2 separate regions of the Mus musculus genome follow, and region 1 is linked to region 2. A link is a contact called in ENCODE POLR2A ChIA-PET data. All regions are on one chromosome and are shown on one strand. The core of a region is the stretch at or near the end of the contact, and the rest is flanking DNA. Distances in the headings are between cores, read along the strand shown. Region 1 holds the start of Pnpla1 (patatin-like phospholipase domain containing 1). Region 2 holds the start of Brpf3 (bromodomain and PHD finger containing, 3).

The links. ChIA-PET counts read pairs that join two places held with the same protein, here RNA polymerase II (POLR2A).
Region 1: POLR2A ChIA-PET joins it to region 2 with 12 read pairs in Patski. The contact joins the promoter of Pnpla1 here to the promoter of Brpf3 in region 2. POLR2A ChIA-PET finds 5 or more read pairs at or near these places in 3 of 5 experiments (Patski and embryonic stem cell).

What each region holds. Positions count from the first base shown.
Region 1 is chr17:28,856,676-28,859,956 of GRCm38, forward strand. It overlaps Pnpla1 (patatin-like phospholipase domain containing 1), which reads left to right and starts at 1,736. Exons shown (of 10, transcript NM_001034885.3): 1 at 1,736-2,396. The coding sequence starts at 2,192.
Region 2 is chr17:28,799,849-28,803,009 of GRCm38, forward strand. Brpf3 (bromodomain and PHD finger containing, 3) reads left to right here and starts at 1,278. Exons shown (of 13, transcript NM_001081315.1): 1 at 1,278-1,513. It overlaps Gm35883 (a long non-coding RNA gene), which reads right to left. Exons shown (of 4, transcript XR_003952337.1): 4 at 3,043-3,161.

The sequences.
Region 1 (3,281 bases), core at 486-2,985, 57 kb after region 2:
GACAACTTGTCTCAGTTCTAATTCTGGTCCTGCTACCATGGGGTGATGGTGACAGTGACAGTGATGGCTGTGAGGGTGGAGGAGGAAAGAGAGGAGGGAAGAGAAAAAGGAGGAGGGAGAATATGGAAGAGGAGGGAGAGGACAGGGAGAGACGGAGGATAAAGGAAAGGTGGAGTGGGGAGAAGGCAGGGGAGGAGGGGGAGGGGAACGAGGAGGAGAAGGAGGAGGAGAAGGAGGAGGGAGAAAAGTCAGAGGAAGAGTGGGAGGAGGGAGAGGAGGGGAAAGAGGAGGAGTGGGAAGAGGGGAGGATGCAGAGGAGGAGGAGGGAGAGCAGAGAAGAGGAAGAAGTAGGGGAGAGGGAGGAGGACGGGAAGGAGGGGACTAGGAAAGCTTTTTGCTGCCTTAGTGATCCGCAGTGACCTTTTTGGGTGAGAAAATCCCTCCTCTCAGAAATCATGCTGAGTAGCCCTAGAGCTAACCCTGGTCCCCAAGCCCCTGTCCCTTACCAAAACATCTCTCTGCCCTGACCCTGATGAGGAGACCCAGACACCCCACATGAGACCTCATGACCCCCGACCCCTGACCCCCATCCACAAGCTATCTATTCATGTGGCCATCTTGGAATGACCAAGCTCGCTGTCCTCTTCCCTCCTGCACACCCAAGAGACAGCACTCCAGCTGAAGACATGATGCTCTCTCCCTGAGGACCGGTGTTCAGTTCCCAGCACCTATATCAGGCAGCTCACAACTGCCTGTGATTCCGGCTGCAGGGCATCGGATACCCTCTTCAGGCCTCTGGAGCTGGCACAGGACTGAGAGGCAAGAGAGAAGACCTGCACGGACCAGGCCAGGGACAGGGAGATGACAGAATAAGAAGAGGTAGGAAGGAGGCTGGCGACTTCTGGCTGGTTACTGATGGACGCTGCGAAGAGGGACTCTCATTGGAGGAGTTGCCGCCATCAGATCGGCCGCCATCAGATCGGCAAGTCTATAGGGTATTTTCTTGATTAATGATTGATGGAAGAAGGCTCAGCCCACTGTGGGCGGTGCCATTCCTAGGCAGGTGGTCTGAGTCTGTGTAAGAAAGCAGGTTGGGGGCTGGAGAGAAGGCTCAGCGGTTAAGAGTAGTGACTGCTCTTCCAAAGGTCCTGAGTTCAAATCCCAGCAACCGCATGGTGGCTCACAACCATCCTCGTAACAAATCTGACGCCCTCTTCTGGAGTGTCTGAAGATGCAGTGTACTAAATAAATCTTTACAAGAAAGAAAGAAAGAAAGAAAGGAAGGAAGGAAGGAAGGAAGGAAGGAAGGAGACAGCGTGTAGCGATGGGGGAGCAAACCTGCATTGGTTCCTCTCGCCCTGCCTTGACTTTCATGATGAACCTTAAACTGTGAGCTGAAATAACCCTTTTCTCCCCAAGTTGCTTTTGGTCACGGTGTTTTATCACAGCAATGGAAAGCAAACCAGGGCAAACACCCAGAGCCATACTTCTCTGTTACAGTTTTTGCCCAGAGCCAATCCTAAGGTAAGAATAAATAGAGAGGTGTTTTGTGTAAGAACTTTCCAGAGTCTGAATGGGGTGGGGGAGGGGCATGGGGTGGTATGAGTTGCTCCTCCCCATTGAAAGCCAAAGCCATCCTGCAGCCCACAATGGAAGTGAGGGGAACACAGGCTGGGGAGGGGGCGTGGCGGATAGGGGGCGTGGCGTGTAACTCTGCGTCCTGTCAGTGAAGAGCAGCCTGTCAGTGAGGGAGGCACAGGGCGAGGCAGAGATTTTGCAACTGGATGCTGAGAGGCACCGCCTCTGTGGACACCGTCCAGAGCAGGGTGCAGGGAATGCCCCGCTCCTAGGTGCGCTCCGGATGGGTGGAGAGCGCTGAAGAGCCTGTACCTGACAGAAGTCTAGCAAGGGCATGAAGTGAGCAAGGGGTCTGCAGGACCACGCCCCTGCCCATGACTCTAAGGACTGTCTACATTTCATCCAGTACCTGGGGATCCCTATCAGCCCTTCCGGGGTACCTCTCAGCAGAGCTAAACAGGCCCAGGCAGTGGCTGGATGAACCACCCGTGGATGCCTGACTGGGCTGGTAGAGTTGCCACATTCCCTGCTCTTGGCTGGGGGAGAAGGAGATACTGAGCCAAGGCAGACAGGTGTGGGTTCTTCCTCCGCTGGGAGGCCATAGACCCCGAACATGGACGAACAGGTGTTCAAAGGAGACCCAGATACCCCTCATTCCATCTCCTTCTCCGGGAGCGGGTTCCTTTCCTACTACCAGGCTGGGGCCGTGGATGCTCTGCGAGATCTGGCCCCGAGGATGCTGGACACAGCCCATCGCTTTGCAGGGACGTCAGCGGGAGCGGTGATTGCGGCCTTGGTCGTCTGCGGGATTGAGATGGGTAAGACTTTTATTCTGGTGTCTTTGAAGGGGGCTGCTGGAGGGGGCTTCTCAGAACAGACCCTGGACAAGCTTGGAAGTGCACGGGGAGAGAGGCGGGAAAGCCTGGCAGCCAGGGTAGTCCCCCTTCACACACACACACACACACACACACACACACACACACACACACACGTCCTCCGTCCTCCTCCTCCTCCATGGGCGAGGCTTCTTTTAAATTGTAAACACTGCCTCAACTTCCCAGTGAGGAGGAGGGGTTCCCAACATGCAAACCCTGAGTTGAGGAGAAGCTGGTGACAGATGTGGGACACAGTGTGGGAGCTTCAGCTGTGCCCCGGTGGGCCAGAGGCCACAGTGCTGACCCAGGGCTATGAGCAACAGCCTTCTTGGCCCGGCCAACCCCCACCTGCTCGATGCCAGGCTGTAATGTAGAGCCCCTGTGAAGTTCTAGAATGTTCTAGAGAGAAAAGACAGCAAAATTCCGAATGGAGACGTCTCTCGTGTCATGATGGAAGGGATGGGGGTGGGGGGTGTCTGTGAACAAATTGCACCCGGCTGGGGCTAAAGGGGGAAAGGGGACCGTGTTCCAAAGATGTTTGGGGGGGTGGGCCATGTTGAGGAGGAGGCATCTAGGTGGAGACTGCACAAAGTAAGACATTTAGAGAAAGGACATTTCTGGGCCCCGGGGGACAGACCTGGGGGAGGAGGACTGGGGCTGAGGTTGGAGGAAGCAACGGAGGGATCAGGGATCTGGTGACTTGAGACTGTATCAGCCAGCTCCAACCCAGTGCTGATGCACCTGTGGGGTGCCAAGTCTGCCCCCAAACTGAGTCCTAGCCCTGGTATTCAATTCTGTGCACACAAAAGCCAGTTGCTGAGCTCCCTG
Region 2 (3,161 bases), core at 28-2,527:
TCCATGCTTCACTCAACTGGTAAATTCTCAACTCTTAGGATGCTGAACACCTATACTTCAATGTAAATAAAAACACAAGGTTTGGGCCGTGAGAAATGTTTATTCTCTACTCTTTCAACTGTAGTACCCAGGTCCTGGATACCAGAGCCAATCGAGCAATTGAAAGTCTCACCAGCCGTTCGTGTAGAGGAAACGCTTTCAAAATATATCATTCATCTTCATCTTCGATAGCAGTTTATCCATATATCCTTTATAAGCATCATTAAGTATTGGTGCTTAAGATCTCTGTCACGAGGTAAGCTTTCAAATTTATAGGTACATGCGCTCGTGGAGGGGCAAAGGGACCTTTTCTTCTATTTATTTTTTCTTTTATTAGAACAAAAGGCAGCTTGAGTACACTTCAAAGTCTGGGAGTTGCTGTTTGACAGGCAGGCTGCCTTTGAGAAAGCCGTTCAGTGCATTAAATTAACCGACTCCTGGCCAAATCAAATTCAAGGGGAAAAGTATTTCCCATGCCTAGAGTGACAAACGGAATTACGAGGCACGCTTAAGCAGACTGTCAAACTTTTATGTTTACTTAAAAAAAAAAAAACTCCACACAGATGGAAAAGTCTGGTCCGTGGCAGCCTTGTGTGCCAGGAGAGGCTCACCTGTACACACACCACAGGCACGGGTCTTTCCCGGGCTGTCCGCACTGGGGGAGGGGATGGGTGGACATCGCTAGACCTTTGTCCCGGGGGCCTGGGGAGGGACGACTTTCTGGAGGCTTCGCAGCCACCTGCACTCTGGGAAGCCACACACAGTGTGGCCCTCCGGGGTCGTCCTGGGGCGAGCTTTGTGGGTGGGTGGGAGCATGGGCGTTCCCACCTCGGGGGCGGCGGGTGGCCCCACGCTCTGGCTGGGATGGGGTGAGCCACCGCTCCGTGGATTCAGAGTGGGAACCCCGACTAGATCAGCTCTGGGACAGGCCCAGGGTGAAGCGGCCCCGCCGCGTCCGCACCGCCACCGTGAGGCCGTGCCGGGGACGGTGCCCCGTGGAGGTGGCGCTGCCGCTTCGCGCTCATCTCCCCGCCCGTCTCCCCGCCGCCGCTGCCGCCGCGCCGGGCTGGGCTCGGGCGGGGGCATCCGCTCCGGTCTCCCCGCGCTTTCGCGCTCCCGCTTCGCGTGCGGCGGCTCGATCCGGGGAGGGAGTGAGGGAAGGGGTGGAGGTGGCGGGGGGAGGCCGAGGGGCGGATCCTGCCTGGGGGCTGATCCCTCCCTCCCCTCGGCCGGGCTCCGTGGCGGGCGGCAGCGGTGGTGGCGGCGGTGGCTCCATTCCCCCTCCTCCCCCGGGAGAGGCGGCCGGGCCCGGGGAGACGGAGCGGAGGGCCGGAGCGGGAGGAGGCCGCGCTCCCTCAGCCGGGCCGCGCACGGAGCTGCTCGCTCGCCCGGCCCGCTCGCCCGGCCGCTCACCCGGCCGGCCGCGCTCGCGCTCAGGGGGCCCCCGAAGCTAGGGGCCCGGCCGGCGGCTGAGGTAAAATGGGGGCGGCGGCGGCGGGGCCGGAGCGAGCGGGGGCGGCGGGGGCCGGCGGGGAGCGAGCGCTGCGCGCGAGGGGGCGGCCGGGGCGCACAGGGGTGTCCCGATGGGGCGTGGGGGTGACGCGCGACCTCTCCCCCGGAGCGAGGGCGGCGACGAGGCCGGGAAAAGCGCGCGGAAGGGAGCTGCAAAGCGAGGACCCCCTCCCGCACCCGCCATCTTGTTTCTCCCCGGTCCTGGCAGCCAAACGGCTAAGCCCCGCCCTCCCCGTGCTCCCCTATTGGCCTGGCTAGACCAGAGTCCCGCCTTCAGGGGCCGCCCTCGGCGCACGGGTTCCCCCTTGACGGGCAGGTTGGGCGGCCAATAAGTGCTTGCATCTCCGCGTCCTCCCCCCCCCTCCCCACCCCTCCGCCGTTCGCTGGCGCTCGCTTTCTCTGTGAGGGTCGGACTCTGCGTCTATCTGTGGTGCGCCTACCCTCTGGGTTGTTTTTTTTAGGGGGAGATATTTCTCTTTTTTCTCCTTCGGGGGGTGTCGTGAAGATTCCACTGGAAGAGGAGTCCCTTTAAAGGGACAGAGACCTTGTCTGGAGTCTTACCTGGTCTCATGAGTCCCTTGTGTGGCGTGCAGGGCGGGTTCCGTCCAATTGTTGAAACTCCTCATTCGGGGGCCAGGGTGAGGTGGTCGAGTTGGGGATCCCGGGTCGCTAAGAACGTCTCTGAAGGGGGCTGTTGGGGGTACTCGGCAGTGTGTGTATGGGAAGAGTTGTGTACGTGAGGAAACTCCCGCCAAAAAAAAAATACCAACCCTGGTCTAGTTGTTAGCTCCTTGTAGGCGAAACTCTTGGTTTCCCCTGGCAGTAGCCCAGCTGGGTCCCATGGGTTTGCCCCCTGTGATCGCATCGCGGGAGCCCCGAATGGGGATGGAGACGACTTCTGAGACTACAGGATGGGGTTCTTGTAGATTCTTCAAAATCGATACTGAAGTGTGTGTTTCCTCTCCAGAGGCTGCTTGCCTTTGGAGAATTGGGGAATGGAATCTGTTGGCTGGGACTACTTTTGAGACCTTGAGGTTGGTACGGGATCTCGTGCCCTCAGGGCTTCGGGTTGAACAGAAGTGCGGTAAAGGTCCTTTAGCTCCAAATGGTGGTGTATGCCTGCCTCAGGTTGCTCCACAGCCAGGTTAACTTAAGTCACACCTTGGGACTGAGAGGCCTTTACACTGTGGTTGTCAATGGTGACTTATTGATCATCCTTAAGAAGTAGATATTTCTGCCCTTGCTTTTATTACATTTTTATTTTTTTTAAATTTTATGTGCCTGGGCATGTTGCCTGATATATGCCGGGTTCCCCAAGAATTCAGAAGAGGGCTTCCAATACCCTGGAACTGGAGTTACTGGAGTTGTGATCCACAGTGTGGGTGCTAGGCATCCTCTTAAATGCTGTTATTTTTCCAGCATGCATATATATATATAATTATTATTATTAAACAATATGTGTATTGGTGTTTTGCCTAGGAATTGAACCTGGGTCCTCTGGAAGAACAGCCAGTGCTCTCAACTGTGCTGAGCCATCTCTCCTATGAACATTTTACATTTTTAGAGGGTCTCGCTATGTGCGTTGCTAGTCTGAAATACTATATAGATCT